Regions from separate parts of the Homo sapiens genome. Here region 1 is linked to region 2. A link is a loop called in an ENCODE intact Hi-C map of the cell type or tissue named here. Cell type or tissue: prostate gland. All regions are shown on one strand. Each heading gives the region's core, and the rest is flanking DNA. Links, peaks and the distances in the headings are about the cores only.

Region 1 (16,511 bases), core at 8,914-11,413, 50 kb before region 2:
CCTTGCCTGTGTATGATGCCTGAGAGAGCATGTGCTGTTACCAGAATTTTACCGTCGGCTCAATCCCTTCTCCACTCCCAGCTTCTTTCGATGCCACTGAACTCTCACACCCCTATTTAGTTTATTCCTTTTTCCACACCTCGTTCAGCTCCTTCCTGACCTCCCCATTTTCTGTCCTTTGCCACAGTTCCTGCCTGCTGTGCCATTGTAGTCTGTGAGCCCAGCCTGGTCTTCAGTGCTCAACCATTCATTCCACATGTTCCTCTTAAGCCTCTGCTGTCATTCTAGAGAGCTAATCCATGATTCCCCCAGCAAATCCCACCCTTCAGGGAAGGGCACCTTTATGACTCACTTCCCCCAAGCACCTCTTCCAAACACTTGCCACTCTCAAGTCCCTAGGCCCATTCCCACCCCTGCATCATTTTTTATTCATCAACTTTTTATTGAGCATATACTTACTACATGCCAGAAACCATACATGGTTGGAGGTATAAGGGTAAATCTAGACACCATGCTTTTGCTCTTGGGATTCCCAGTATGATGGGAAGAAAGACCCAGAGAGAGAGAGAGAGAGAGAGAGAGAGAGTCCCATGAGATAAGCACTGTGGGTGTGTGTGTTGTGCTCTGTGAACTGGAGGGATGTTAGCTCTGAAGGTGTCAGGGTAACATTTCAGCACAGCATGAGCAGGGTTGCTCCAGGCAAACAGAGAGGACAGTGTCACAAGCAGGTGGACCTGCGTGTGTGGAGAATGTGGTGAATCAGGGAAGATCACCCCATTCTGTGTGGCTGTGGTGTGGGGGGCAGCCTCTGGAGAGTGGGGAAGACAGGTGCAGGCATGACCGTGGGGGCTGTGTGAGAAGCTTGTGTGTGAGGAACCTGTGGGGCAGTGGAGAGCTATTCAAAAAAACTTTTTAACAGAATGAAATGAATAGATATGTTTTAGGAATAATTGAGGAAAGGAAGACTGATTGCAGGGGATGCAGGAGGGCGGCAGAGAGAGCATTGCAGGGTTTATTCTGAACATATTCATTGAGGGATGCCACAGATCCTACAGTGCTCTCTGCTGCAGGAAAGCAAAAGTAAATGGTTCTCACACCCAGCTGCTGCAGGGGACAAAAGCTAGAGGTGGCATGATGTAGCATCTAGGTATTTAGAGATGTCCAGGACCTACCCTAAAGCAGTGCGGATGAAAGGGGACAGGCTGCAGCATCGCCACGATAAGGCTTTACCTCCCTGCTTTACTGTAGCCTCACCCCTACCCTCGCTATGCTTGCCCTGGGAGGTGGCCTCATGGGGGCAGGTCAGCAAGACTGTCCCAGGCCTTACTCCCAGCCACCATTGCTGACAACTCAAAGGAAGGTAGAGAGAACCTTAGGTCCTTGGAGCCTGGATGAGGGTAGACTTGAAGCTGGGACTCTACGCCTCTCTGCAATTATGTCAAAGAAAAGACAAAATGATCCACAGGGTGAAAAGAGATCACTCTCAAAGGCGATTTGTTTTGCTTTTTGTTTTATGTGAGAGAAACACTTGCCTTATAAAACTAAACCTAGGGATGGGGGTAGGCCCTGGGTGCCAATCTTCCATCCCAACCCCAGTGATCTGATCCCCTAGGGGCCCTTGGCTCAGTCCCGTGTGAGACCCACTTGAGTTGCTCTTCAGGCTTTCTGAGGCTAGGCCCCTTGAGGTGTCCTCAGACTCTGTCTACCCACTCCCACACTTGGGATCCTAATTTGCAATTCAGGCAGTTGAAACTGATTCAGAACGAAAAACAATTGACATCACTCCTTGAAAAAAGAAAATGATTTTGTCATTGGCAATATAAAAAGGCCTAGTTCTAAAAGCAATCTGCCTTCCACCCAGAAGGTTTGCACTGGACAGGTGAGGGTTCTGTCCCCTCCTGCCACGCTCAATGACAACATCCTCACTTGGTTTCCTCCAGGTGGGAAGTGATCAACACAGGAGAGGCAGCCCCTCCCGCCTATGCTGACCTGATCCAGCCCCACCTCTCCCTGTCCAGCCTTTACCTCTTCGTGTGTGTTCCGTAAGGAAGCTCTGTGCATGATGCGTATAAGTTGACCACCTTAAGTACTTTTCTGAGCCCCAAGTTGCTCTGGCCCATGCATTGGGTTAAAGGCAATATCTATCAAGTACTCTTCCTCCCAAAGGGTAGCTTGGAAGTAGGACTCTATATAAGCCTGCGGGGTGGCTGAGATCTTCCCCAGGCAGCCCCTGCCCAAACCCATTGACTTCCTCTTGTTCCCAGCACATAAGGACCCCGGGTCATAGCAAGAAGACAGAGCCTGGTTTCTGCTGGTTCTTGAGAACTCATGAAACCCTGAGGTTCATTTATCTGGAGTGTGTAGAGGCAAAGGAATGCTTTAGTGCGTCACCATCCAGCCCGCTGCAGGCCAAATATCCAAGTGTGTTGGCTGGGGCCCCAGCCCTGATCTGGGTTCCCAGTGAAATAACTACACTGTGCAGGTTAAATCCAGTTCCTGTCCTGGACTCCCAGTGCCTGGAAGAACTGTAGAGATCTTGGCTACTGGCAGGATTGCATTTGTCAAGCTAATGTGCTGCTGCTGTTGTCAAGGTTGCAGTATTTTCTGCATTGAGGACTATATCAAGTGTATGTCCAAGGCTCCCAGGCAGTGAGAATACTCCGTCTCTGTGTCCTGAGTGCTAATCACGGCAAAGCAACTCAAAAAGAAGGCAGGCAGCTGCCTCTGGGGCTGGAGGTAAGGTCTTCTCTCTTGACATCCTTCTGCCCATTGCCCCCTTTCCACTACCCCCTCCCTTTCTCTCTCCTCTTTTCCTCTCCCTAGCTCCTCCTGTTTGTCCCTGCTCCCCTAGCCTGGGCCTGCACCCTGGCTCATATCATCAGGATCCTGAGTGTTTTGTTTCCCACCGATGCATGTGGGCATGAGACTGTCCACTTTCCTGTGATTTATTCACTGTCTTGGTTACACCTGAACAGAGGCATCTTTTGTGGCTGGCCTTAAGGGGGCTTGGCTCTCCAATCTCACACTAGAATGAATTGATGTTTTCCTCACCCAGCAAACACTGGCTGGGCCCCAGTGGAGGCCAAGTGCTGTACTAGGCACCAGCCCTGCACTTCCTCACCAGGACAGGGCTAATTCTCAGTCCCCTCCTGCCATCGCTTCCTGAGGGCAGCCTGGCTCCAGCTCTGTTGTAGTGAAGGGAGAGGATTCTGATTTGGAATGCTGGTAGCTGCTGCCACATGGTCGATATGTGACTCTTTCTTTCCTGATAGAAAGTTATTACTTAATTATTTGAGGAGGAGGAGCTGTTTCTTTGCAGTTGGCCAATCCTGGCCATGCACGGGCCTTTGCTGGCTGGATCAGGTTCCCCTTCCTCACCTGACGTAGGATGCCCTGTAAGGTTAGCCCCAGGCCCAAGAAATGCCAAAATGGGTTGGGCCTGCTCCAAAAACAGGAGTGACCTTGGAAGAGTCCTTTCCTCTTTCTGGATTTCAGTTGCCTGGGTTCCTGCTGTAATTAGTATGAACTGACTAATGCCTGAAGGCTGGATGGTCACCTTTTTCAGCATGAAATCAAACCAGCAAGGAACGCAGGTGCTGCTGGGGAGACTGGGGTTCCCGTTGAGGCTCTTGTTCTTTGTCTCATCTGAGAGCTTACAGTGGATTCCCCACTGCCCATCTCCCTGGGTCCATGAGCTCCATTGCTTTCTTGTCCACTCCGCACCCAGTCGGTGGAGCCTCATGCCTTGTCATCTCCCTCCAGGGAGCTCTTCACCTGGAGGCTGACCAGTTCTCTCCCTCTCTCACCATGTGTACTGTGATCCAGTGGCCTCCCACGGGCCCTGACCATCAAGACTAAGAGGGTTGTGGGTGTGTGGAATGCGCTATGGGCCTGCAGGGCATTCCTTGTTCCTAGGAGATCAATGCGCTCCCTGGTATTTCTCCTGCTAGAACAAGGAGCCAAGTGCAAAAGCAAGTGTACAACCACGTTTCCTCTCCAGCACTCATGTCCCTACCATGTGATCTCTGTGGCATGTGGGTCTGACTCTCAGGGTTTCATAATCTTTCCATGAAGGAGGCACCCACAGAGGAGGGCAGCGGACACATGGCGGCAGTCAGGAAGTTAGAACCGAGGGAATGGTGTCACCATAATGGACTTGGTTAGCCAGTTGGCAATTCATTGTAGATTCATTCCTTGATACCCCACACCACAGGCTGGATGTCTTTGTGTGTCCTGGAAGAGGAGATAGAAATAATTTAGCCTGATGCTCCCGCCAGTCTCCATTCCCAACTCTCACAGAAAAGAAACTCAAAACACATGTGCAGTGGTTTCACCTCTTCCCGTGTGAAGGCCACCCTACTATTGGAGGTGTGTTGAGACTTGCCCAAGGCAGGAGAAGGGGTCACACTACCAGCCCCTACAGCCCACTTAATTCGCGATGGGTGCTGTTCACTTTGGTATAATTGGGTTGTGGTCATGACTGTACTTATTTCTGGAAGCACATCTGTATTGCCAGCCCGATTGTTCTTCTCTCATGAGTAAGTGGGCAGTGTTGTTATTCCCACCTCACAGAGATGAGACTTCTTGCTGGAGTGCTCACAGGCAGCGGCAGGACCAGAATCCAGGCCTCCTGGCTCCCTGGCTTTCCTGGACTCTGACAGCCCCGTATGGTCCAGGGATTGTTGACCTGACCTGTCAAAATAGATTTCTTCACCAGAAAACAGGGAGATGCAATCGCTGGGAGAGGGATCACTTTTTTCTGCTTTAGGAATGATTTCTTGTTGCCTCTGAGCAAAACCCCTGCAAATGATTAGCCTCCCCGGGAATAGTAGGAGGTAGCCATGCCTATGTGTCAGCTGGATAAAGAGCTGATGCACCTGGGTAAGAGGCAGGCTGGGCTGGGTGGAAGGAAGTCAAGAACTCTATGAAATTTAAAGGGACTGAATCTAGGATTTAAATCAGATAAGACTTGTGAAATTCTCATGTCTGGTTGGTATCCCTCGGTGGGTAGAAAGAAGTCAGTATTAGAAATTTGAATTTGTAAACTATGGTCTGGAGTATGGAGCTTCTGAGAATGCATTTGCACTGCTCAGATATTAATATTGATGCAGTAGGTTAGGAATTAGGTGCTGAGAATAGAGCGATGCACATGATGAGTTCCTGCCCTCACTGCACTTCCAGTCAAACATCAAACACAGCAGTTAAAACTGAAACAGAGAGAAAAGTGACATAAAAGGGCTAAGAGGGGGACACAGCCTGAACAGATAAGCTAGTCTGGGAAGGGAAAGGAGACATCAGGGAAGGCTTCCTGGAGGAAGGGACATTTAAACTTAGACCTAAAGGATGAATAAGAATTAGTGGCTGGGTATGGATTACACCTGTAATCCCAGTACCTTGGGAGGTTGAGGCAGGAAGATTGCTTGAGCCCAGGAGTTCGAGACCAGCCTGGGTAACATGATGAAACCTATGTCTACAAAAGTTTTAAAAAAGAAAAACCTAGCTGGACACAGTGGCATGCACCTGTAGTCCTGGCTACTCAGGAGGCTAAGGCAGGAGGATCTCTTAAGCCCACGAGTTTGAGGCTGCACTGAGCTATGATCGAGCCACTGCACACCAGCCTGGGTGACAGAGCAAGACCTTAGTCTCAAAAAATAAAAAAAAAAAAGAACCAGGCGAAGAGAAGGTGGGCAGTTTCCCTAACAAAAGGAACAGGTTTTCCTGACAAAAGGAACAGCAAGTGTGAAGGCCCAGAGGTAAGGGAAATGTGACATTATCTATAAGCTGAAAGATACCTTTTATGGCTGGTGAGTAGAGTTCAGCGAGACTGGAGATCAGAGGCTAGAGACAGTGAGAAAGGATGTCAGTTCCCAAGATGAGTTAAGGAAGCAAGGTAAATCCTTCTCCAAGAAACTGGGAAAATTAGAAAAACAGAAGCAAGCACTCAAGGATGCTCAAGAGTGCTCTGTAACAGGAAGCCCCATGGGAGATGACAGAGTTCACTGGTGTTGGAACCACGCCTAGTTTAGAACCCAGGCTCTACCTTCTAGGGTGTGATCTTGAGGAAGTCATTTCAACTCTCTGCAAAATGGAAGGAAGCGGAGGAGAATGGGCACCTGCAGGGCACCTACTGTGCACCACGCACTGTGCTGAGTTGATTAATCTACTGAGAATAGTTCCGCCTACCTCACAGTGTAACTAATGAAACTTCAACTTAAACGTTGTTGAATGTGTATGACTATGCCCAGCACCTAGGAGGCCCTCAATAAAGGCTAGCGCAGTTGGACTGTGTGCCTGGGGAACAAGGCAGGGATTGGTGCCAGAGACAAAGAAAGATCCCGTTAGCAATGGGAGCGTGAGGTCAGAGTCAAGGCCACCGATGCACATGGGCTCCGACTGAGTGCCAGCTCCAGATGCTTGGCAGAGGCTCTCAGGAGTGCTGTTTTAGAAGGACTTTGATTCTCCTGGCTCATCAGGAGAGAGTCATGACTGATTATCAATGTCTGCCATAGGCACAAAATGGAGTGAAGTAGTATATACGGCACACATCTGCCATTGCTGGTCGAAAGCAAGATAATACGGACTCCTGTGGCTACAAGCCAAGGATCTTTGAGCATCCCTGCCATGGGCTAACCCTGCAGGTAGAAAGTAAGTGGTCCCATTTATGGGTCCCAAAATTCGGCAGGAAAACTCAGGTCTGAACACTGAGCTGCCAGAGGACTTTCTGCATTCCCATGATGGCTTATTAAATGTGGGCTCACAGAGTTATCTCCCAATTCAGGGAAGGCACAGTGGCCTGCAGGCACCATTCAATAAGTACTGAAGCCAGTGTGGGAGAATTAAAGATGCAGGCTCTGCCTCTCCTCTGAGAAGCTCAGATCCGGCTGGGATCACTTCCCTTCAGAACACAGCCCAAACAAAGCAAGCCCCAAATAGGGCCTCACCTTATTTAGCCACTGAAGTCATAATTGCACTGATTTAGATTTTGAAAGAGGCCACCATCTTCTGCTATCTCAGATCTCCTTCCTTTAAAAAGAGAAGTTTCCCCTTGAATCTACAAGGGTCAAAGGTTGCAGGAGTCGTTTAAAATCAGAAGGATTTACACACCTGCTACACATGCCCCCTGGCACACTTGTGGACCAGAAGCTGGACTCAGCCTTCAGCCTGGGCAGGGGCCTTTGTGCAGCTGGTGCTATGCCCGTGGCCACCGGCTCCCAGACTTCCCACGCAGGGACCCAGATGCTCCCCTTCCCCAGCTTTGCTGATGTGGTGCTGGAGTTCCGACGAGGCAGCCGGAATTTCTCTCCGTGCTATTTTAGTATCGCTGAGAGGCATGGGAAGGCTTTGTTCTCCCTGGCTGGTTACGTAATTTTCAAAAGGAAAACAGAGCAAAGCCTGAACGCTCCTGGAGTTTGCTCTTTGGGGAGGAGGGAACTCCCCACCCAGCATCTGATGTTCCTTCTGCAAACTTCTCTTCCCTCCCTCAATTCTTTCCTCTAACCACCCCACCTCAGGGAGGTGAAGATAACAGGGTCCCCTCCTGTTTCTTTCTCAGCAGTGTCCCCACAGGCGTGTTCTTTAGAAAACCGTATTGAGGGAAACACAACCCAGGGTGGGTGGCATCACTGCCTCCCAGGGACCTTAAGATGTTTGCAGTCACCACAGGCTCACACGTCCCAGGGGGAGAAGGCTCACCTGAGGCCCATCATGGGCAGCAGAGCCTGTCAGTGGTTCCTCTGCTTGAGATGTATTTATTTTAGACTAAGCTGGGCTTTTGGCTCGGGTCGGTTGGTGTCCTGCTGGCTGGTGTTTGTGAAGGGTCATCCCAGGTCCTGGGCTGGGAGTGGTGCTGGGCATGAGAGAGGAACAGGCATAGGGACTGTAGCCCAAGGTTGGCATCATGGGCGGCACCATTAGGAGCAGCCATCTGCCCATATATCAGGGTTTCTGCAAAGGAAAATGAGTTCCTGAGCATGCACAGGTCACTCCACACGAACCACTGCAGCCTGCACTCCTCTGGGGTGGAGGGAGCAGCGCTTAATTTCAAAAGCCGGAAAGCCAGGGAGAGTTGTTTCTCCTAATTCCTGGGGGTCCCCCTGCCGCCGCTGAGAGTGAGACCCGGCTGAGTCTCAATGGTAAAGATCAGCAGTTACACAGCAGTTCTTAACTCGGTGAGGAAACACCTCTGGTCATTATGCTTTTGGGGGCCTGTGTGGCCTCCTCCCTTGAACCCCTGCTTTTAGCCCCTACTCACTCTGGAGGGATTTAAAAAACTTTCTTTTCTGGGCCTCAGGGATGCTTTTTAAATTTATCTTTCCATGTGGGTTGTACTGTGTCATAACCAAAATCTTACTGCAAACATGGAGCCATTCCTGTGTCCACTGATATTTATTTATTGAATCCCTCTCTATATGCCAGACACTGCCCTGGACCCTGGGTTACATCAGTGAAAACAGACAGGTAAGGTTCCCCTCCTCCCCAGAATTCTATCTGACTCTGGAATCTAATGAGATCCATGCCAGGTGAGACCCAGGACCCCAGACTCAAGGAGGGCTTTTCAAGGCCTCTTCTCTATTTTAGAAAGTCAAGAACTGCAGATCTCCAAGTCCTTCCTCTCCATTAGTTAGCTATCGCTGTATAACAAATGTCCCAACATTTATTGGCTTAAAAACAACATTTATTACCACGCAGCTCCTGAGAGTCAAGAATCTGGGCATGGTTTAGTTGGTGCCTCTGACTCGAGGTGTCCTGGGATGTCCATCAAGCTGTTGGCGGGGCTGTAGTCCACTCAGGGCTCAACTCAGGGAAGGGTTGCTTCCAAGCTCACTCACACGGTGGCCAGCAGGTCCATTTCTGAGAACTCACAGGGATCCCCCCATAGGGCTGCCTCAAGAAGGAGCAGCAGCTTCCCCAAAAGCGAACAGGAGAGAGTGATTACCTCAGATGGAAGCTACAGGCTCTTTATAACATGATCTCAGAAGTGGCATCCCATTCTTTTTGCCAAATTCTATTCTTTAGAAATGAGTCAGTGAGTCCAGCACCCACTTAAGGGGAGGGGATGACACAAGGCCTGAAAACCAGGATCACTGGGGCATCTGGGAAGCTGCCTTCCACATCCTCCAAGAGCCTCTCTGACTGATGGGACTCACCCTGCTTCCTGCTACGCTTATAGTAGGAATCACACAGTTGGCCCCTGAATGTTCCTGCATTGTTTCCATAATTATTGTTGTAGTTCCACTCCCCCAATATGAATATAAGCTTCTTGAGGTCAGAAGCCATGTGTCCTACCTCTTCTCACTTTCCATTTAGACCAACCGTGTGCTGAGCAAGTTACTGTCAGATCATCTCAGCCTCAAGTAAAAAAAAATGTAAAAGTCCAAAGCAAAAATGTCTTAAACAGCAGTAGGGCTTAACAGTCTCTCTTGGCAAGAAAGCTGGAGGTGGGTAGTTGCAGGCGTGGCTCAGCTCCTCAGCGATGCCAGCAAGGTCCCACACTCCTCTGCCACCTCCCCACGTGGCCTCAAGACAGCTGCTGCAGCACCAACACCACTTCCTCTACAACCGCATCCACAAACAGGAAGTAGGATTTCTTCTTGCTTGGGAAGGAAACCTTTTCCCTTAGGACTCCCCAGCAGGCTTTCCCTTAGGCTTGTTGACCAGAACAGGATCATATGACCACCCCTAAAGCAATCACTGCCAAGAGGGAATTGTATTACCACAGTTGGTTTAGATTCATGGTCCTCAACAGGGATGGGTTTGGGAGATGACATCACCTCCTGGGACTCCGGGAAATGTGAGTCTGACCCAGGGACCAGGGAGCGCTATTGGCATTTAGTGGGTTGGGATCAGAGTTGTTAAACTTCCAGCAATAGTATATGGTACAATCCCATAAAACAGAGAGAACTGCAGAAGCTGAGGCCGGAGTCATTGTGTAATCACCTGAGTGAGCTTGGAAGCCGATCTTCCTCCCTATTTGAGCCTTGAGATGACTGCAGCCCTGGCCAACAGCTTGACCTTGAGTCCGAGGCACCCAGCTCAAATGCCAACACCAACCCTGTTGAAAACTGCTGATTGAGACCAGTGATTTTCAACCAGAGGTGATTTTGTGCCTCCCCGACAGGTGACAGTTGTCAGTGTTTGGAGACACTTTCAGATGTCACAGCTTGGGGGTGTGACTGGCATCTAGGAGGCCGAGGCAAGGGATGCTGCTGAACATTCAGCCGTGCACAGGATAGTCCCACTGCTAAGGATCACTTGGCTCAAGATGTTGACAGTGCTGAGGCTGAGAAACCCTGGTTTAGACCCACTGGGAGTCATTCCTGGGTAGGCTCAGCTGCCTGATGGCCGAACCAGACCTGGTTTGTTCGTGAGGAGGAAGCAGGAACGTTTCCTGGGTAGGTGGCCACAGTCAGTGTCAGCTACAGGCCGTGCTAGTCAGGATGCCTGCAAGTCAGCCAGCTCGTCCCAAGGATGCCCAGTCCCTGTGCCACAGGCTCTAGCATGGCTGAGGTTCACAGTTAAAGGTCAAGAACATGATGGAAGGTGGGGGTGTGGTTGTTTAAAATCAAGGGTTTTTTACTCCACTTTTAATATTATTTCAACATTCTATTTCTTGGTTTCTCTTTCCATAGAATGGGCTTACTGTGGCCTCCATACTGGGTTGAACAAAGGCTGAAAAGGTGGCTGCCTCTTGCTTTAATTTGAGACATACCACAAGGTGTGCCTACCCCACATTTTTCCCTCACTGGGCCTGAAAACTCACACTGAGCCTAGATGGTTTGTGGTAAGAGTCACTCGCTGGGGCTGAGATCATACTATGGCGATTAGAGCGTGAGTGTTGGACTTGGACCAACCTGAGTTGACATCCCAGATTCTTCACCTGCCAGAGGGTGACTCTGGGAAAATCACTTCCCTCTTGGAGCTCCATGGAGGACGATATCAACCTCACAGGGGTGTTGTAAGACCCAACTGAAATAATCAGGTGAAGCCGTTGGCCTCTGGTAAACCCTCAGGACATGCAGTTCCACCATCTTCATCATGTCCTCTTTACCATCTCTCCAGCAGGCTTCTGTTAAGATGCAAGTGGGGTTGCGGAGCAAGGCACATCAGCCATACCACAGAATTGCAGAACTAGAAGGGACTTTAGGCCAGATTAGGTAGCTTTTGGAGAGCTGGGCCCTGAGGGCATCAAATTTGCATATGAGCTGAACCAAGCCTCACCTCCTAGGTAGCTCCCTAGGAGGCCAGGCCTGGGATAGTGTCGCCTTGAGGGGCAACAGGAAGACTGAGTCCAAGAGGAAGGAGACAGTGCAGTGCAGGAGGAGCCAGAAAAGGGCCGGGTCCCAACACACTTCAGGACCTGCTTGTGAATGAGCTAGAGGATGTTCCCACGGAGTCTAGAGCAGAGGTCCACGAACTACAGCCCACAAGCCTAATCTGGCCCAGCACCTATTTTTGTAAATAAAGTTTTACTGAAATGCAGCCATGCTCATTTGTTCAGGTATATTGTCTGTGGCTGCTTTTGTGCTATAAAGGCAGAATTAAGTTGTGTTGAGTGGTTTCAACAGAGGCTGTATGTCCTACAAACATGGAAATATTTGTTATCTGGCTCGTTATAGAAAAAGTTTGCCAATGCCTGGTCTAGAGGACTCCATTCACATAGACCACAGTGACTCATTAGGATCATGAGCCTTGGAGTCAGACTGACTGCGATGTGAATGGTGCCACCTAGAACTGTGCAGTGCATAGCATGCTCAGCTGGAAATAGCGGCTCCTCGGGAGAAGGGCTTCCTGTAAGTTTCAGAGTGTTCAGGAGAGGGGAAGAAAGCAGTGTCTGTGAAATGTCAGCACCTTGCTGGGGAGATAGTTCCTGTGGAAAGTCGAAAGCATGAGGTTCGGGAGGATCTGAGCAGATGGGGAGGTAAGTCTAAATTTAGACTTTCCAAAGCTGATTTGTAAACCAAAGCCCCAGGAATCCCAGAAAGGGACAGTTGGCACACGCCATCTCATCTCTGGTTTGCCTCCGCATGTTAAAAGGCTGGATGAGTGAGAGAATAATTAATTGGCCTCAACTAAGCTGTTACCTGAGAGTCAGTGAGAAAGCAGTTGAGAGCTGAAACTCCATTGTTCAGAGTCCTGAGGGTAGAACTTTCTATTCCTGTGTTTTATTACGATGCCCAGCCATGGAATCGTGGGGACCTTGGCTGCTCTTGTGAGAGTTCCATGCATTCCTCTTGCTGGGTGTCATTCAAGCACGATTGAACGAGTGACCTTTCCATCTCAGACAGTGAATGCCACCTCCCTGGGTTTGAAATCACACCTGTGATTCGGAGCAGCTCTGAACCACCACCTTTGAGCTGAGAATGGTTGGGCTTTGCCCTGAGAAGCTGCACCACACCAAGAGCTGCCATAACCACTCCCCTGCCCAGGTGGACACATCCAGATGCCAGTCTGCTCCTCCCCAGGGCCAGTGGGCCCACACCTCTCAGCATATCATGCAAGAAATGGACCACTAACCTTAGACTTCTTAGGCGGTGGATGCCTTGTAATCAGCCCACCTAGGGAGAAAGGCAAAGGGCTTACAATGCAAATTACAGAGGAATTGGAAAGAATTGCTCTGTAAAGAAACAGGAAAGAAAGAAACAGAAAATGAAGAGGCTTGAGAAGAGAGGCATAATAATAAACTCAAATGGGAACAGAGAAATGGTCAGACAAGAGGCTGCCTGATTAGAGCACTGAAACTCTAAGAGAGGCAGCATCTAAGCAGAATATGTTACTAAGAGGATTGAAGTTCAGAAATATTAGTTGGTCTGAATGGTTAGGGCTTGTTGTGAGATGCGCCCTTTGAACAATTTCCATGGCAAGTATCACAAGGGACAGTGACCACCTAGGAAACGTGGGCATCACCACTGTGTAGACATAATGAACGGTACTCAGCTCCTTCCAGTCAACGGATATTTTCTATGCTCTACTTTGTGCCCTGTAAGCTACTTGTGAAGCTTACAGTCTAGTTGGGAGATGGACATGTACAAAAAGTTAAATAACAGCCCAGGCTAATGTATGGTAAATGCCAAACACAGCGTACACATGAGTGCCACAGGAGTTTAGAAAAGGGAGACATGTCATTGAGAACCAGGATGGATGCTTTAGGAAAGAAGTGAGACTTTGGATTCTGAATGATAGGATTTCAACAAATGGGGGTGGTGGGGAAGCAGGAGAATATTTCAGGAACTGGGAAGATACAAGCAAAAAAGCCAGGCAGCAAAGAGTCTATTTAGCAGCCCACAAGAAAGGTGGAGTGGCTGGAATTGAGGCTTGCCACGTTGACATCGTACCTGGCCCCTAAGCTGACAGCATATTGGGAAGACCACTGAAAAAGAGACACACACACGGGATACAGTCCCTCCCATGCATGAGAGGGAAAGAGTTTTAAAAATAAATAAAGCACCTCTTAATTATTCGCTGATTATCTGCATTGCAGCTGATCTCAAGCAAATCCTGCATTCAGCTTGCTTGTGATGTCATCCCCTCTGCTTAGGTGCTCATTCCTCTCTCTGTTTACAACCCAGCAGAAGCTGGAAAGGAAGAAGGCTTAAGCATGTCTCTTCCTAAAAAAAATAATGATATGCAATTGCCTCTTTTTGCTATGCCCTTGGGAGTCAGACCAGGCTTGTGGGGAGAAAGAGAAGCTTCAGTGTAGTTGCCATTACATGACTTGGGCAGCAGGAGTCAAGGAGGGAGAGAATGGAGAGCTGTGGAGGCTCTTTGATTCCCCTGAGTTAGGTATCCAGGCCAACTTCGCTAGCACAGGCCATAGAATCTGGTTCACTGGGTGCTCCCAGCACTGTCTCTTAGTGGCTGGGCATCCTCAAACAGAGTGAATGGTATTCATTTATCCATTCATCAGATGGATATTGACCCTATGTATGCTGAAAGCACTAAGCTGGTGCTCTCCAAGCCTTGGTATCCTCACCTGTAAAGTTAGAACTGGAATCAGAATCGATGTTTCTCAGTGGAAGTGCTGTTGGCATTCAGGGGTGGAGGGGTGGATGTCAGTGGATGTGCTCTGGGCATTTGGGCATGGAGGTGGGAATGCTCGGTAGAATGGTTAGCAAATCCGGCCCTACCCATTAAATACCAGTAATGACTCCCAGTCAAATAAGGTGAGGAGGGCAGTACCATCTCCAGATAAGGACCACGGGCCTTGTTTTCTTAGATTTCTTCCCAATCTGAAATTCTGTAAGTCTATGGTTGTTTTGTTCCTGGACCCAGTAAAAACATGCAGAACAGAATTACCGAAGATCTGACAAATTATCAGAATCTTGAGTACATCTTATTCAAATGTAAGGGAATGTTTAACTAAACAGCAACAATAGGTAACATCTGTTAAGCAATTACTATGTTCTAGACCCTTGGCAAATTTCCTTCATTAGAAGTCTTTACAGGCGATCTGATTGTTTACTATTTCAGATCATCTGTGTCCCCTAATTTGCCCCCTTAATTTCAGAGCATTGAGTTGACTATCGTTTTTGCTTCATTTATCTTTGCAGAGTTGTGCGAAGTTCAGATAGCAAAGTGTCTCTATAGGAGGCCCTGCGATATGAGAATAAAGCAGCAGTCTGCCAAGTTCATGCCTTTGTGTTGGATACAGTCTTCTTTCTTTGTGTGTCTGTGGTCTTTATGAACTTAGAAAACCTGCCAGTCTCTTAGACGCTATGATATTACCTTACTTCAGAGATCTGAATTTACATGTCTAGTTTTGCAGGGTTTTTCCTCCCCACTTAGTTCCTATACCTGTAATTTGAGTCAACAGCCACCAGAGGGCAGGGACAGTGAAGTTTAGATTTGACCCATTGCTTTGAAGAGCGAGGTCACATTGTCAAAAAGAATACAGCTCACCATGCCAGTTTTGATATAGCACTGGGAACTCTGCACCCTGGTTTCTGGGCAAAGAGAGTCCTTTTATTATAGGTGGCAACATTATTTCCTTGTAATTTGGTACATGGGCTTCTTCAACTTACGTGGAAAGCAAGAGATACAAATGTCATTACATCTTAGTCCCTGTGAAAGCCTCTTAAAATGTTCAAAGACATTTGTAAAAGAAGGAAGAAAAGGAACCCAAGTGCAAAAACACGAGTATCGATCCTTTGTTTTCTGTCTGCAACTCATTGCTTTCTACTCTCACCCTTCCTAGCTAGCGCTGATGTGTGTGTTTGGAGAGCATAAAACAAATTAATTTTCCGAAGGTCAGAAGGGATAATTCTCCACCGTAATTTGCACATGTTAAACTTGGGGGAGCAGGCACTGACATAAGAGGCACAGCATCTGATGGTCTTATCAAATCAATCCATCTTCTGTCTCTTCCAGGGGAGTGCTACGCACAGCAGGAGGGTGGCTGGGCAGTGCAAAGCCCCGGAATCCCCTGAGCAAGCAGTGTTTCAGCTGGCTGGACAGATCAAATAACACTTGGGCTGGTTAACAAAAGACGCAAGTGGGAAGGTGTTGGAAGCCGGAGTGTGGAAATTTACCCAACGTTATTTCTTTGACAGGGAAGGAGACTTGGTCTGAAAGATGCCACATTCCTGCAGCCTCTCTTGGTGCAGTGGAATACAGTCTTGGGCGAGGTGGCGTGGATGAGCTGGTGAAAGAGGATGCTGCCCACATCCAAAGGCTCCAGAGGATCCTGGCCTGGCAGCTGAGCTCCCCTGCATTTGGAACCTCAGGCGTAACTTGGTGTAGAGCTCATGAAAGGTGCTTGTGTTTCTCCAGCTTTTTTCACCAGTGCTTACCAGACTGGCTCAGGTTTTGGAATCTAAGGTGAGCTGGTAGAAACAGGAGAGGTAGAAAGAAGCCCCTGGATGCCTCCAGAATTCATTGATGGGATCCCTGCATACTGCTTGGAACACAGAAAGAGGCTGTGACACAGCTGAGCTTTGGAGCATCTTAAGGAGCTCAGCTCAGCAAACAACTCTTGCATTTCAGCCAGAAAGAGCCTCTTGTAACAAAGTATTCAAAGGGGAGAGTTTCTGCATCTTTTACTTTGCAGTCCACTATGGTAGAAAACTTGACATTCCATAGATAATGATACTGGGTTTTCTTTCCAAGATGCCAGCTTTAAAAGAAATATGAGCCATTCTAAGCTTTAAGAAGGGTTCAGGAAACACAGGAATTAGTAGACAGCCCTCCCAATGCAGGTTAAGACGACAGCCTGCGCCCCCAACTAGCACAGCTCAGCGAGCATGACCATATGCCATTCTCGTCTCCAGAGAGCTGGTGGCAGTGACCTCACTAGGAGAAAACACATCCCTCAGCCGTGGGACTTGACAGAATGAGGTGCGCGAGGGAGGCCGCTAGCCGAGACTTGGCCTTTCCTGACTGCCCCTGTGTTACCTGGGCAGCTCCAGATCACTGAGCCCACAATGGCTGAGAAGGGTGACTGCATCGCCAGTGTCTATGGGTATGACCTCGGTGGGCGCTTTGTTGACTTCCAACCCCTGGGCTTCGGTGTCAATGGT
Region 2 (16,511 bases), core at 7,678-10,177:
AGAATCACTTGAACCCAAGAGGCAGAGGCTGCAGTGAGTCAAGATCGTGCCACTGCACTCCAGCCTGGGCAACAGAGCAAGACTCTGTCTCAAAAAAAAAATAAAAATTGAGTAATATATAAAATATATCCAAATTGAACTCATATTAGAAATGCAAAGTTGGTTTAACATTAGAAAAATCTATTCTTTTGACTTACCAGAAACAAAGGAGGAAAAAAAGACCCCATGATCATCTCAATCGATGCAGAAAAAGCATTCTAGCAAATTCAGTATCTGTGAATGATATAACCAGGAATAAAAGAACTACCTTCATCCAAAAGAAATTGTTTCTACCAAAAACCTTCTGCCGTATTATGTTTAACAATGAAATGTTAAAAGCTTTTTCTTTAAAACCAGGAACACATAAAGGTGTTCACTATTTCTCAGTACATCATTGCACTAGTGGTCCTAGCAAGCAAAATAAAATAAGACTGTTGTTATTCACAGATGATTTGATCGTTTAAATAAAACTCAACCAAATTAGTGACTTAATAAAAAGACTTTAGCAATATTGCTAAATATAAGATCAATATACAAAAATCAATTTCATTTGTGTATACTGGGGGCTAAAAGCAAAAAACATAAATAGTATACCATTTATAATAGCACCCAAATGATATTTGGCAATTTGTCAATTAAGTTCTGCCTCAGAATTAGGGCAAACTTTGCAGGTTAAGAGCAGTCCCACACAAGGGTGCTCTCACCTCAGTCAGTTGCCACAAGCCCGGGGGTCCCTAGGTCACCTGCACATCTGACCCAAGAGCTACAAATTTGGAGATTCTCATCTTCCCTCGGATTTAATCATTCACTTGACTGGTTCCCAGAACTCAGAAAAGCCCTGCATTTGTTATTATAGTTTTATTACAAAGGATTAAAGTCAGGACCAGCCAAAAGAAGAGACCTAGAGGATGAGGTCTGGGAAGCTCCCAAATGTGAAGTTTTTGTGTTCTCAGGACATGTCACCTTCTTAGCACATGGGTATGTATCATCAACCAGGGAAGCTCACTTGAGCTTCAGTGCCCAGAGTTTTTTGGGGAGGGTAGGAGTTAGGTTCATGACCTAGGCATGATTGATTTAATCATTGGCCACCTAACTGAACTCAACCTCCAGCCCCTCTCCACCCCCTGGAAGTTGGGCTGATACCACGTGGCTCAAAGCCCAAGCCTTCTAATCACAGTCATCCCCATCCTGAAGCCATCTAGGGACCAACCATGAGTTGCCTCATTAGCATTAAGTCAGATATGGTTCCAGGAGCCCACCATGAATAACAGACACTCCTGTCACTCAGGAAATTCCAAGGGTTTAGAAGCTTCCTCCAGGAACTGAGAATAAAGACCAGCCAAATTCTTTATGATGTATCAGGCAGTTAGAAGTAAATCAAACAACAACAACAAAATACCTAGTCCCTCTTGACAAACTCTCCATATAAATACACTGGAATACTCTACAACTGTGAAAGTGAATTAGCTACAGGTGCACACATCAACTGTTGCATATATTTCAGTTTTGCAAACCAAATTCACTGGCAGCGCTGTGTGATTAATAGTGACGCAAACATCAGCACTCTTCTGTGGGCCCATCTGCTGAGAGTGGGCAGGACCCACCAACCAGGGTTGTGGAAAACTGTGAAGCAGGCAGACTTTATCTTCAGAGCCCATACCCACCTCCTGTGCCTCTTCCCCTCCTCAGAGCCGCACCTCCCTCCAAGTGTCTGGGACATTTGCATTCTCTTTGCTTCCTCAGCTCTTCAAAACCCTCTCGGGTGCATTGCTAAGTGTGAAGGAGAAAATCCCTGCAGATTCTCTAGGCGGGAGTTGGGGGTGGGGGACAGGGAATTTGCTTCTCTAGCTATTCCACTCAAAGTTGCAACTGTGGGTTTTGGCCCTTGGTAAAGGAATTTAAGAGAGTAAGGTGACAGAGGAGGAAATCAAACCTTTTCTGGTGGCCGAAATTCTCACCAGCTTGTTTAGGTGAAGGACAGAAACACCTTTCAAAACCACACCAGCTCCCCCTGCAGCCATGCCCTTCACGTGTTCCCTCCTCTAAGGAATACCAGGGACCTCTTTGCAAACTCTCCAGCCCTCGAGATGATTTTCCTCCGCCTATTAGAACATGGGCCCTACCATGGATTAGATTACTTCAAAGAAGGTTCCTAGAATATGTTTCTGCTTTCCAAGCTTAAATTCTAACAAGACACCCCCACCCCCACCCCCATCCTCCTTGGCCATTATCCTCTTCTTTTGCCCAGCTTACTCTGGTCAGGGCCAGATTTACCGTGGAGTCCATGAAACTTAACCCCAAGGCCTCTCCTTTGCACAACCCTGACCAAGGCCCTGGGAGGGACCCTAACCTTGTGTTCACATGGTCATGTGTTTTTGTAATATTCACAAAGCAAGTTATTTTGAGAGCAATCTGTTAGCAAATGGGCTATTGCCATTCAGACTTTCCCTCCTGCTGGATGCCGCTTGCTTGGCTGGGCATTTGGGGGAGCTGACTTAGGGGAGGTTGCAGTGGAGATGCTTTTAGTTTTAGTGGGCTATGTTTACGTGGTTTGCAGTTACTTCTGTATGTGCAGTTAGGTTACTGCCAGCATTGTGGTGTAGGAATAACTTCTAGAAATCCTGCTAAGGCCCACGGAATCAACTCATGAGGTCCTCATGCAAACACGGCCCACCCTACAACTCATAACATGTGACTGCAACTAGGACATCATCAACAACTTGGTTAATGAGTGTCGTTAATTCAAAGAGAATAGAAGTTGAGTCACCACATAAGAAAATTAGAAACGCCCCCCAAATCTTATAGGTCATGTACAAAAGAACACTAAATAGAATTATTTCCCAAATTTGATAATCCAGAAAACTTATAAGGTAAAAGAACTTATAAATATCAGCCATACAAGGCTGGGCATGGTGGCTCATGCCTGTAATCCCAACGCTTTGGGAGGCCAAGGCAGGTGGATCGAATCACTTGAGCTCAGGAGTTTGAGACCAGCCTGGGCAACATAGTGAAACCCTGTCTCTACTAAAAACAGAAAAAATTAGCTGGGCATGGTGGTACACACCTGTGTTCCCAGCTACCAGAAAGGCTGAGGTGGGAGGATCGCTTGAGCCCAGGAGGCGGAGGTTGCAGTGAGCTGAGATCACACCACTGCACTCCAGCCTGGGTGATGGAGAGAGATTCTGTCTCAAAAAAAAAAAAAAAAAAAAAATCAACCATTCTAAAGTATCAACCACACTAGAAGAAAGACTTAGTTATCTTTTTAACTACCTAACTTTCAAAGACTGAGTTATCTTTCAAGCTGGGCGTGGTGGTGCATGCCTGTAGTCCCAGCTACTCAGGAGCCTGAGGTCGGAGGATCACTTGAGCCCAGAAGTTTGAATCTAGCCTAGGCAACATAGCAAGACCCTGTCTCTTAAAAAAATAAAGAAGCATATTACAAAATTGTCACAGAAGAGAAGATCAGAGATTATGCAGCATGTTTACATTTGCTGCCAGCAGTTTGCCAAGCAGCTAATTAGTAAAAATGTTATTTTTATGAATGGTGTGGTGTTTGTAGTATTTGCCAGCTTTTTATAATTTTTAATTTGCTGCAGTTCCTTTTCTGATTAAACATAAATATTCATTTTCATATCTAATTTTGTGTTCATGATTTTGTATTTTTAAGAGGCTCCCCAAACCAAGATCCACCCTGGCCCCTTTTCTGTTTCCTTCTTCATACAGTGACTGCCCCATCTTCCTGCCCTCATCTGGTGTTGACTGTGCCCTGGTTTCATGATAGTCTTTGCAGTTGAACCAGCATACTTACTGCCCAGAGCTGGAGTGTATGCTCCCTGAAGACAGTCCCCTGATTCAGAGTACCACAAACAGGGCCGGACCTACTGGAAACACTTTATAAAGGCCTGTTAAAAGAGCATCTGAAATGAGACTGTAATTCTCTCGAACAGGTGACCCGGGAGCTGCCTCCCAGTATGTGGGCACTTCAAAAGTGGTGTATCTGCCTGCAACTTGCAGGTTTTCCCAGAATACAAGAGTTTCTGCAGAAAAGATGTGGTTCCCTGTGAATAGTGTGATCCAAAAAGACCTTTCCCAAAGTCAGGGTCAGACAGGGTTACTGAGCCAAGAGTTGGATTTGGACCCTAACAGAAGCAACTCTGGAGACCCCTCTCAAATTGATCTCAAGACCTTTCTGCTGCCCTCCTCCCCATGCTCACTCCCCTTCTCCATCCCCACTGCCTGTACTTCTTCCCTGCCTGGCCAGCCTGGGCAGTGGTCTCAGTGCTACTCATTCAGCAGGCACCTCCTTCCTCCAGTAACCTGCACTCTCCACCTTGCCCAGCCTCCCTTTCCTAACCAAAACATCCCTGCTTTTCCAAGGGGCCAGAGCCTCTGTGGAGTGAAAGTAGCTGGCATTTCTAATGGCTTTTATAACACGCAGCCACCTGCCTTCAGCATCTTCTGTCTGCAGGCACCAGGCACACCAAGAGGTCCCAGCACTCAGGGGCTCTCAGGATAAGTGGGGGAGGCAGTGCGCCTCCATTCACACAGAGCATTCAGCAGGCGCCATAATATTAGTCTTGCTAACAGAAGACAGTGGGCTTAACAGGTCAGTATGTTTCCTCTCCCAGGTATCGAGTTGATATGTTGACAGGGACCTTACCCAGCATTCCTCACAGCCTGTCCTGAGAAAGACTGGTCCCCATGATGCACTTAGAAAAAAGTGGATAAGTGGTCAAAGAGGTTTGACAAGCACTACATACTAAATCCCCATCTAGAAGATTCTGAGACTTTATAAATAAGCTTCACTGGTTGTTGCCAGCCTGTCCCAAGGGTGTTTGGGCACACATCCTATCTCCCCTGCTAGCTATTAACATCTTTGGAATATGAATTCATTTCAGGAAACACTACCTTACTATCTTAACTAAAAACAGCAAGTCTGTAGGTGAGACTCCTGCACCCAGACAGGCAGGTGGTCAAGTTCAGGAGGAGCAGGGCATCCCCAGTGTTCCACAGGGAGCTACTTCCTGCCTACATTTAGGCTGGACCACCAGGAGCCTCCTCCTTCCCCACACCTGCCCTTTCCAGGCAGACCTTGTGACAGAGAGACTTTTAAAACTTCAGGTAAGCTCTCTAGGGCCCATTCCATTCCCTCCCACGCCATCTGTATAATGAGTCTACCTGGAGACTCCAAAATCTGTCACGCCCTCCAGACCCATCTAAGTTCTACCTCATCCCGCATCAGTAGAAAAAAGAAAGGCCAGACACGGTGTCTTATGCCTGTAATCCTAGCACTTTGGGAGGCTGAGGCGGGTGCAATGCTTGAGCTCAGGAGTTCGAGACCAACTGGCCAACATGGTGAAACCCTGTCTCTACAGAAAACACAAAAATTAGCCAGGCGTGGTGGTGCATGCCTGTAGTCCCAACTACTTGGGAGGCAGGAGGATCACTTGAACCCAGAAGGTCAAGCCACTGCACTTTAGCCTGGGTGACAAAGTGAGACCCTGTCTCCAAAAAAAAAGCAAGACAATCATGTGTGTCTCTCTCTTATTTCTCCTAGTCTACTGATTGCATCACAAGCATTGTGGGTCACATTCCAGAGCCTTCTGAGAAGGGAGAAGTCAGGGAAGTTCCTTTTGTTCTTCTGAGCGTTCTCTGCAAGTCAAACTGGGGAGAGTTCCAGTCCTGTGGGGTGGGAGCAGCTGTGAAGAGGCTGGAATCGGAGGGAACTTTGGGGCCTGGAGGCCTAATGGAGGACTCTGTGATGTTGGACTATGTTGTGTCGTTACCCTCCCTGCCTCTGCATCCTCTTCTGTGGAGCAGGGACAATGACAGCAGCCATCCTGGGAGAGCATCATGATGACCAAATGGAAGGAAACAGAGGGTGAGGAGCACCCCAAGCACATGGTCAGCACCTGGCAGGTGGCTGTTATTATTACCCACTCCTCAAAAGTGCTTTTGGACTCACATTTTCTTTCTTTCTTTTTGAGGGTGGAGGTGTAGAGAGGTGAAATAAAGCTCTGAGTCTGACCTCCAGGTTGGTCCCAGGCAAGATTAGCAGCCTGAGGGGTCCGGCTTCCACACGGTAGCATGAATAGCATGTTCAATAGAAAACCGGACCCATACCCCACACGGCAGAGGGCTAGGCTTGAGCACAGACACTACCTTTGTCCTGAGATTTCTACATGGCAATGAAACTTCGAGCTAATTTTCTCCTGACTGGTGGTCAGTTCCTGAATTTCATGGGCATATCAATCATTCCTTTAGCTCAACGTTTTTACTCCATTCATTCACCCGATTGTAAGTGAGCGCCTATCTTGTACAGAGGTGCACTGCAGACAGAGGGAAAACAACTGGCTCTTGCCTTCAGGAGCCCTCGCTGCCTCCCCTGCTATAGAGTTAATGAAGTTAGATGAAGGGGTCCAGGAGGCTGTGTGAACACAAAGCCTTGCCAGCTAAGTCAGAGAGGAGGGTCCTGCAGTAATATCCCCAAATGTAAAATGAAAAATAAATACCTTCAACAGGGTTCTCAGGAGGTGAGCTGAGCTACTGCTGGCAAAATCCCTTGTACAGAGTGGATGTCAACAAATATTCCCTCCCCTCCCTAATGTGCTCTCAGTTATGTACCTGGATGTTAATAAGGGAGCTGAGAGAAAAGTTTGCTAGGAGGGCGGAGAAAGTTTCCACCCTCCTCGGGGGAAGAGGTCGGGGACAGAAAGGGGAGGCCTGGGGCTCAGAGACCAACGTCTCATGTCTTCTACCACATGGCCACGTGGCTCGCCCCTTGACTCACTCTGGTCTCTGCTCGAATGTCCCCTTACATGAGAGGCCTTTCTGGACCACCCACCCCATCACTCTCTATCTCCTTACCCTGCTTTATTTCCATTCCTTGCACTTATCTCCACTAGACATATCATCCATTTGTTTGTTCAGCTGTCTTTCCATCCAAAGTGTGCACCTCATGATTACAGGGACTTTGTTTTGCTCACTGCTGGGATCAGATCTCAGCTCTGCCAATTATTAGTTAATTTGATCTTGCTCAAGTTAGCCCCATCTCTCTACCTGTTTCACAGGGTCATTTTGATAATTAAATGCACTATTAATAAAGCAGTACTTGGCACGGTGCCTGGCACATCATAATTTCTCAATAAACGATAGCTATTATTATGATCAGTGATTTTTCAGTAAATTTTTACTTCCTGTGGTTCAGCCATCTGGGGAAAACCTCTGCGGCTACTCAAGGATTTATCTTATCCTGAGGGGAGGTAGAAATAGAAACCTGTACTCATCCAGGAACCATGAAAATACTACTTACCTTTCCAAAGCAGGTGAACTCAAGACCTCTAGAGATGCTGGTTCTCAAATACAGCTACACCTTGGAGTCACCTGGGGAGCTGTAAAAAAATCACTGATGCCTGGTTCCCACCCCCCCGCCTCCGCCCCCACAGATTCTGATGTGATTGGCACAGCAGGAGTCCTGAACGTCAGTTTTTTTTTTTTTTTAAGTTCCCTAGGTGCTTCCAGCCTGTAGCAGGTCTGAGAGCCCGTGCTCTAGAGTGCCACCAGATTTCCCCTTGAAAGCCAGCGTGACAGATGTCTATTTGTGGCTTGACAGTTAATGCATCTTACTAAAAGAAGCCATTTGCACAAGGACTGGCCTATTAAAAATTAATCACTTTGGCCTAGCAGGGCTTCTCACTTAAAGATTGCTGTCCATTGTCATGCAGCACCCCAGGATGCTAATGCCCCACAGAGGAGAACTTGTAGCCCCTCCAGCAGCAAAATCAGATAAGGAAACTGAGGCAGAAGCAGCCCAACCAAATCATCCCTCCACCCACCTCTCTACCCAGCCCAGCCACTGGTCCTGGTGAGGATGGTGGTAATGGAGCTGCCAGTCCTGGTACATCACTGAACAAACAGAACATGTTATCCTGTCTTTGAACTGTAATAGGATTCAGAGTTCTTGATTTGGACCCCATGAGGATAATGTCCAAAGCTTTTATCAGACGGTGAGCTCTAGCTGAATTAGAAGACAACCACATTTCACCGAAGTGCTTTTTAAAAAGAAGCCCAACTCCATTGCTCCCACTTTCCTGCTGTTTAAAAGTAAGGAGAAGTACATTACGCTAAATGAAATAAGCCAGATGCAAAAGGACAAAGCCTGTATGATTCTGCTTCTGTGAGGTCCCTAGAGCCATCAAACCCATACAGATAGAAAGGAGCATGGTGGTTGCCAGAGGCAGGGGGCAAGAACAATGGGGAGTCATTGTTTAAGGGGGACAGACTTTCAGTTTTGCAAGATGAAAAGAGTTCTTGGCTGGGTACAGTGGCTCATGCCTGTAATCCCAGCACTTTGGGAGGCTGAGGAGGCAGGTGGATCACTTGAGCTCAGGAGTTCAAGAGCAGCCTCGGCAAAATGGCAAAACCCCATCTCTACAAAAAATACAAAAATTAGCAAGGCATGGTGGCCCGCACCTGTAGTCCCAGTCACTCTGGGGGGTTAAAGCCCGAGGATCGCTTGCAAGTCTTACTGGGAGACTGCAGTGAGTCATGATCGTGCCACTGCACTCCAGCCTGGTGACAGAGTGAGCCTCTGTCTCAAAAAAAAAAAAAAAAAAAAAAAGTTCTGGAGATGGATGGTGGCGATGGTTGTACAGCATTGTGAATATACTTAATGCCACTGAACCGTATGCTTAACAGTTAAAATGGTGAACTTTATGGTATGTGTATTTTATTACAATTAAATTTTTTATGGCAATTTTATTATAATTTTTTTAAAGTCAAAGAAAGTGACCACACAGGGCCTGGAGTGTCCAACAAGGGCCTGCAGGCCTATGGGAATTTATATGAGCTTTTGGTTGATTTCCATGGAAACCTGGGAAGAGATGGTGAATTTCAGGATCTGTCCAGGATCCCCCAGAGGGTGGAGTGGAGAAGGGGCAGCCCTGAAAGGGGATCAGCAGATCAGCATTTAGGGCATCTTAGAAGTTTATGAAAATTCAGTGCAGCTGATTTAGCCAAACGATTTCTTCACCCATGTTTACTTTAGCTGCGTAATAGAACGTGCCAGATGATTTCCCAGTGATTGCGATGTGAGCCAGGCTTTGTGATGTGTTCCCTCCCTCAATTTGAGAGAGTCCCTGCTGCATGCTTTCCTGCAAATAAGTTTAATGGAATGAGTTTGCTATTTGGCTGTGGTATTATTCCTTTTTAAAAAAGGTTTCTCACGTGCCTCATATGTACATTGGCACAAATAAGAATTATGCCTTCAGAGGGAGATGACTACAGAAGAGAGGCTGTATATGTCTGCTTCAGCGGGACCTCTGGGAGGATGTTGTTCTTCTAAATGATCTTTTGATGAGTGTCTGTAACTCAAAGAATTAACCCCTATTATAGGTCAGTCTGCTGCTCGGTTTGAGAAATCTGCCTGGCCTGTAAGTAAAGCAAATCATAATTTCTTAGGGCAGGCCAGTATCATAAAGACCATCTAGGAACTTGCTGGTCCAAGTGTGGTCATCTGAACCGCAACATCAGCATCACCTTGTTTAGACTGAGAAATGGAATCTGCGCTTAACCAGTCGAGGTCCTCAAGGGATCTGAGAGCACCCCAAAGTTTGAGAAGCCAAGCTTTAGGGTCTCCACCAGGAAGACGGTTTTGGCACATCTCTCCACGAGACTGTCTGTTCTGTGCTTGGACCCTCTGCTTGTCTAGACAGCCCAGGCCCCCACAGAAAGCCCTGGCAGCCTTAGAAGTCTCTCTTATGTGCGAGGCAGTGGAGCCCTCTATTCAGGTCAAAGGAGCTACATCTGCACAGCCTGGGGTTGAATTCCAGCTGTGCCACTTATAGGCTGTGTGAGTATGGACAGGCTGCTTACACTCTCTGTGCCTCAGTTTCCTCCCTGTAAAATAACTATGATGAGAGTCCCTACCTCATGGGATTGCTGTGAGGATGAAATGAGTTAATCCATATAAAGCAGATAAAACTGTCTGAGGAGCTCAATAAATGTTAGCTGGTATTATCATGTTGCATAGATTTCTGTCTCACACATTGGCTCTCGGCTGTCCCCAGAGCCTCAGAGAACAAGCTTAGCTCCTCTTCTACATGACAGCCTTGCAAATGTCTACAGGCAGCTCTCACGCCCACCCCTTCCATGTCCTCCAGACTGAAATTGCCAGGTTCTCGTGTGACAGGCCTTTGATTTCCACTGCTCCTCCACCGGGAGGGCTCCTGGGAACCCAGTCCCCTGAAAGAATCACAGTCTCCCTGCCACAGCCTCACTTTTCCCCTAAGTTTTTCTTCTTCCAAGGAAGTGCAGTGCCAGGGGCCTTCCTGAGGCCTTCCTGAGTCCATTAATCCCCTGCTCTCCAGACTGCCCGGGGAATTGGGGGAAGCGTGATGGGGTGGAGAGGGAGCACAGAGCCTGCAGCCTCCTTGCTCCACCAGTGCCCACCTGCTAGTAAGACTTGCAAGGGCCCCACTAGGGGCGCAGGCCTGCCCAGGCTAATTAGAAAAGCAGAGACACACATGGCCCTTCTGCAACCTACGCTGAAACGCCTTCCGCACTAGGAGGGGGCATTCGCCTCCCCTGGGGAGCTCATTCAAGATGGAGATTGGAGGACTCCAAGTCGGCAGCTCTGAGTGGTCTGCACATTCACAAGCACATCTCTTGGAGTGCTTGTGAATTCACAAGCATGTCATTGGGGATGGGGGAAGGCCTGGCAGTATGAAAGTGATGAGTGCAGGAGCCAGACACCCCTGACCACTTCCCAGTTACAGCACCTTGAACCAGTCATTTTATTAGTCTGTGAAGGGCCTGCATCAAATTCATGTAAAATACTAACACAGTGCTGGGCACAGGGTAAGTCCCACAGAAATGTTGGCCATGATTACTTCCTGGTCCTTACATTTTTTCCATATTAACATTTCATCTCTCTAACCATGTGAAATGCTCTTTGAAGACAAGGGATGATCTGAATCATTTTCCCATCCTTCACACAGGGACAGACACCTTAGGCTCCCAGGACACATTGCAGAAACTTCTGGTTGGGAAGGCGAGGCTGTCAGAGTCTCTTATCATCCTAGCCTGGAAACAGGGGCAGCCCTAAACATTGCTTCAGCATGAAAGGAAAAGCAACCCTTCCCACCCTGTCCTCATCCCCCAGAGCTAAAGTTGACTGGGCTTTTATTCTTGGAGAATGTCATCTCATTTAAATTCACCATACCATACCAGGCCAGGCACGGTGGCTCATGACTGTAATCCCAGCACTTTGGAAGACTGAGGTGGGAGGATTGCTTGAGCTCAGGAGTTCGAAACCAGCCTGGGCAACGTGGCAAAACTCTGTCTCTACAAAAAATACAAAAATTAGCCAAGCGTGGTGGCGTGTGCCTGTAGTCTCAGCTACTTGGGAGGCTGAGGTGGGAGGATCGCTTGAATCCGGGAGGCGGAGGTTGCAGAGAGCCAAGATGGCACCACTGCACTCCAGCCTGGGCAACAGAGCGAGACCCTATCTCAAATAAATAAATAGGCCAGGCGCGGAGGCTCACGCCTGTAATCCCAGCACTTTGGGAGGCCGAGGTGGACAGATCATGAGGTCAGGAGATCGAGACCATCCTGGCTAACACAGTGAAATCCCATCTCTACTAAAAATACAAAAAAAAATTAGCCGGGCGTGGTGGCAGGCACCTGCAGTCCCGGCTACTCAGGAGGCTGAGGCAGGAGAATGGCGTGAACCCGGGAGGCGGAGCTTGCAGTGAGCAGAGATAGCGCCACTGCACGCCAGCCTGGGTGACAGAGTGAGACTCCGTCTCTAAATAAATAAATAAATAAATAAATAAATAAATAAATAAATAAATAAATTCATCATACCCCTAAGGGATTAGTAGGCACATTATCATTAAAGGGTGTAGTAGAAAGTTTATTGGATTGAGCCTTCTCCCCCAACCTTCCAACTCCCACACGCAAGAGATCAGGCAGTGGGGGCACAGCAAGGGCAGGCACAGGAGACTTGGCTCCAGATCAGAACTGGTGCCCACCCAGCACGGGCTTGCTGGAGCAGCTGGGAGTGCCCACCCTTCTGGAGTGACTTTGATCCAGGCTGTTCTGAATTCCCTGGCAGGCAGCTGGGATCGAGGGCTGCTTCCCTGCTCCCTCTGCAAAGAGAATGCTCAGAGCTTTAATTATACCTTCTCTCTATCCTTCAGGGGCCCCTAATTATGCTCCTCACAGGGCAGCTGCTGCTAGATTATTTCCCAAACACCTCTGAAGCTTTTAAAGTCAAAGCCTCCCATGGGCTCTGCGTGACTCTAAAGGGACAGCAAAATGGGTGGATGGGAGCAATAGCTGACGAAAGTCCCAAGGCCCCTTAAAAGGGTCTAGAAAGGAAACCATGTTCATCTGCCTCCCAGTGGGCACAAGGTGGCAGGAGGAAATAGACGATTAGGAAGGGGCCACTCCCATCTTGTTTCTTGTGCTCTGAGTGGTGGTCACAGAGAACTGTGGGAGTGTGCACTTCATGTCTTCTCAGAGCAGTGATGTTACAAAGCCTCACACAAGAGGCTGGCCCCAGCTGGCCTGCAACAGCCGCGTGCAGACGCACCCACTTGTGCGCCAAGTGTGCCTGCTGTCCTGCTCACTCCCTCCTTGGCCACCCTGTGCATGGGCATGCCCTGCCTGGGGAGACCAGGTCTGATCACAGAGACATGTTCCTCTCTACATCCAAAAGAAGCTGAAACTATCCTCACCCTGCAGGCTTGGGCAGAGGGCTATTTGGAGATTTTTTTTGAGCCAATATACTTATTGATTTATGAGCTCTTTTAATAAAATTGGGTCTCGACTTCTGGGTATTCTTTAAAGTTTTTTTTTTTTTTTTGTAGAAAATTATCCTGAATTTCACCCCATCCACTCGACTGCAACTCCTCTCTTGAATTCTGATCACCAGTACCATGTTGTGGGCCCCAGAGCCTCTCCCATTCGGACACCCAGGGCTCAGCTCAGCTGACAGCAGGGCCCTGGTCCACTGTGTCTGCCCCCAGACCTGGGAATGGAGCTTCCCATATATTCCCATCTCCCCTTCCTGGGGCTTCTCTTGCACCAGCTTGGCAGAAGACACTGCACCTTCCCAAATTCTTCTCAGCCTTGTGGCTTCTGAAACATATCAACAAATCCCCTTTAAGTGTCGGGCACAGTGGCTCATGCCTGTAATCCCAGCACTTCGAAAGGCCGAGGTAGGCAGACTGCGTGAGCTCAGGAGTTTGAGACTAGCTTGGGCAACATGACGAAACCCCATCTCTACAAAACATACAAAAATTAACTGGGTGTGTTGGTGTGCGCCTGTGGTCCCAGCTCCTTGGGAGGCTGAGGTGGGAGGGTCCCGTGAGCCTGGGAGGCAGAGGTTGTAGTGAGCCACTGTTGCGCCACTGCATGTCAGCCTGGGCGACAGAATGCGAGAACCTGTCTCAAAGAAAACAAAAACAAACAAAAAATCCACTTTATGTTTTTTTAAAGAGTGTGAAGAACAAGTAACCATAGGAAGATAGCTAGTAGTTAAAAATTCAGCAGGCTCTTGTTTTTCATTAAAAAAAAAAAAAGGAAGAGCTGGAAAGCAACTTTCTTAGCTCCTATCATGACCTGGTCTGTAATTCTGGCCCAAGGGCAGCCTTACCCATGTCAACATCTTTCTTTTACTTTCAGAGCAAGTGTTTCAGAAGAAAGCCCCCTGTCCCCACTGTTCTTTAACCCTAGACTCTGAGGAGAGGCAGATGTCAATTCCAGACCATTCTGTTTCATAAAAGACTGTGCATTTACATATCAGAGAAAACTCCCCTGAAGCTACCTCCCCTCTGGGTACTCTTGCTTTAGTCTTTTCCCTGACAATCTCACCCTCTGACTGAAAATAAAACCAGACTATTTTTTTAGAACCCACCCACCTAAAAATGAACTTCTACAGACAGTATTTGGCTTGTTCCTGTAACTTTTAGAATCGAACTTAAATTCCTAACAGCCTACTGTACACACACCATGGATGAGTCTCAGATGCATTGTGCTAAGTGAAGGAATTCAGACTCAAAAGGCTACATACTGTCATTCCATTTATACAGAAGGTAAAATTAGAGAGACAGAAAAGAGCAGTTGCTAGGGGCTGGGACTAGGGGTGACCAAAAGAGGGCATGAATAAATTGTTTGAGATGATGGAATTGTTACGTATCTTGATTGTGATGGTGGTGACATGACTATGCTTTTGTCAAAACTCACAGAACTGGTGAATTTTACCCTATGTAAATTATACTTCAATAAACTTGACTTTTAAAGCAATTAAACTCTTATAAAAATGACATTGGCCCATCCTTTGTTGGAACAAGATAAGGCATAAGTGGCTATCAACTTATATAAACTCCACACCCACCTTGGAAAGTGGAACCTGGACCACCTTGTAGTCAAGTGTATAAAAGAAGAGGATCAGTGGTCCCTGCAGAAGGTGCCTAAATTTGGGAGGAGGTTCAGACCATATGAGATGTTTCCTTTTCATTCATTCATTCAACAGTTCAGCAGTGTTTACTGAACACTTCTTAGGAGGCATGGGGCTGGGCTATGCGCAGTAGCTGCATAACAAGACACAGCTGCTGCCCATGAGGGGCGCACAGTCTAGTGGTCCTTGGAGGGGTGGGGATGCAGAGAAGTAAAGAAACAGCAACAAAACAAGGAAACTTCTGAGAGGAAGCTGGCCTGAGCGTGTCAGCCGGTAGCACCATGAGTACGGGGATATCCCTCATGGAATGTACACTGTCAAATGCACAAAGGACAGAAGAAGAGGGCACATTCTACAAATTTTAAGGAGTTCATTTTGGTGAGAGTATTGAGGCCAGCGTATGGGATGCTCTATGATTTCCAGCTGAAGGGTGTCTTCTGCTTTTCCTCCTTCCTTCTACCAGTTTGAGGCTCTACTCGGAGGAAATATGTGCCACAGAGGGGAGGAAACTGCTGTCCTTTCCAAAGGTTTTAGACATTTAATAAATCTTTGCTGAACAAATTAAGGGATTTCAGATTAATAGGTCAAAAGCTCCTGGGTCCTGGCCTTCTTAACTTTTCATCTGCTTTAACCTGAGACTGTGATACTTCTGCATCAGTAGAAAGGAAAGTGTGAATGCTAAACTGCGAAGTAAAAGACCATCCCTGGAATCTCCCATTGGATCTCCTTGGTCCTAACTGTCTCACCTTGACCCCCAATGGATCTATACATTTTTTTTCTTACATTAGAAAGACTGTTCTAGGGAATTCAAATGGACATTTCCCAGATGTCACTCTTGGCCCAGTTTTCTGAATTATGTAGAAAACAATTTCTAAATTCCCTGGGTATATTTTCCTAAATCATATATGGGTATATGTCCTCGCTATATACCATAAGGAGGGAGTCCATCTCAGACCACAAATCACTGAGCCATGGGCAAAATCAGCTAGAACATTTATCCCCCAGAAAGACACAGTCAGACTCCGAGAATCTCATGGACCAACGAAAGCTGTGTCCACTTTGTTGTTCAGGACTGCTTCCACATAGCATTTTCCTGCATCCATTATGAAGATGGTCTTATCTGTTCTCAGCAAGAGCCTGGTGCCTGGCTTTGTGGCAGCATTAATTCTGATCTTCAGTGTCAAAGCAACCAGCTTGAGTTCAAGCATATGGCTAATTCTGAGATTCATCCACTGGATACAGAAAACGCCAGAGTCTCATGGTTACTCTGTTGCTAGCAGTAATGAACTTGAGCAGGGCTCCTGTTTCTCCATCTTCTTACTAGACAAGGGCAGAGTTACATCAAGGTGGGGTGGGAAATCATTTCTTCTAAAATATTAATAACCTGAATTCCTTTCTATAAAGGAGAACCCTCGGATCTCGTAAGATTCTCTCACCAAAGCATTTCAACCCCACAAACCAGGCCCAGCCCCTCTAACCAGACGTCTGTTCACTCATGCTCCTTCAAGATCAATGGGAAAGGGGCAAGAATGAAAGGGACCCTGAAAGAGGTCTGTTTCATGGGAGGGGAAACTGGAAGAGGCGTGGGAGGAAGGGTATCCAAAAATGACTGATCAGTGGAACCAGAAATTTTGTCTTTCAGGGTTATCTGTCAGAAGGGTTGGTAACAAAGTGGTACCGTTCCCCACGACTGCTCCTTTCCCCCAATAACTACACCAAAGCCATCGACATGTGGGCCGCCGGCTGCATCCTGGCTGAGATGCTTACGGGGAGAATGCTCTTTGCTGGTGAGTTGCTAACTATGCCACCTTCCTTCTCATCTGGCGTCGTTCCATAGAAAGGGGAACTGAGTGCAAAACACTTACAATCACAAAACATGCTCATCTTTTGCTGAAATTACTTCTGTGGCTTTTATGACACTATTTGGAGGCACCTTATTATATTGTCAGGCAAAAATACTGGAGAGGCTAAAAAAATAGTAGCCTTTTGAGCACAGAAGTTTTTGCAA

The links. Hi-C counts contacts between places; a loop is a spot of excess contacts. Peaks named below come from ENCODE experiments on the same cell type or tissue, not always from the same donor. Only the 100,000 strongest peaks of a DNase experiment are listed, where the experiment ranks them.
Region 1: a loop joins it to region 2, with 2.4 times the contacts of the local background. A loop is called at or near these places in 3 of 110 quality-filtered maps.

The regions. Positions count from the first base shown.
Region 1 is chr18:50,647,544-50,664,054 of GRCh38, forward strand. MAPK4 (mitogen-activated protein kinase 4) reads left to right here. Exons shown (of 6, transcript NM_002747.4): 2 at 15,546-16,511. The coding sequence starts at 16,416. Among named protein-coding and RNA genes, the nearest start is that of MAPK4, 96 kb to the left of the region's middle. In prostate gland, for the core only: no CTCF peak of the experiment used is centred there; no DNase peak of the experiment used is centred there.
Region 2 is chr18:50,698,934-50,715,444 of GRCh38, forward strand. It overlaps MAPK4 (mitogen-activated protein kinase 4), which reads left to right. Exons shown (of 6, transcript NM_002747.4): 3 at 16,146-16,290. It overlaps LOC124904302 (a long non-coding RNA gene), which reads left to right and starts at 5,510. Exons shown (of 2, transcript XR_007066369.1): 1 at 5,510-5,920; 2 at 6,027-7,206. In prostate gland, for the core only: no CTCF peak of the experiment used is centred there; a DNase peak (open chromatin) is centred at 9,118.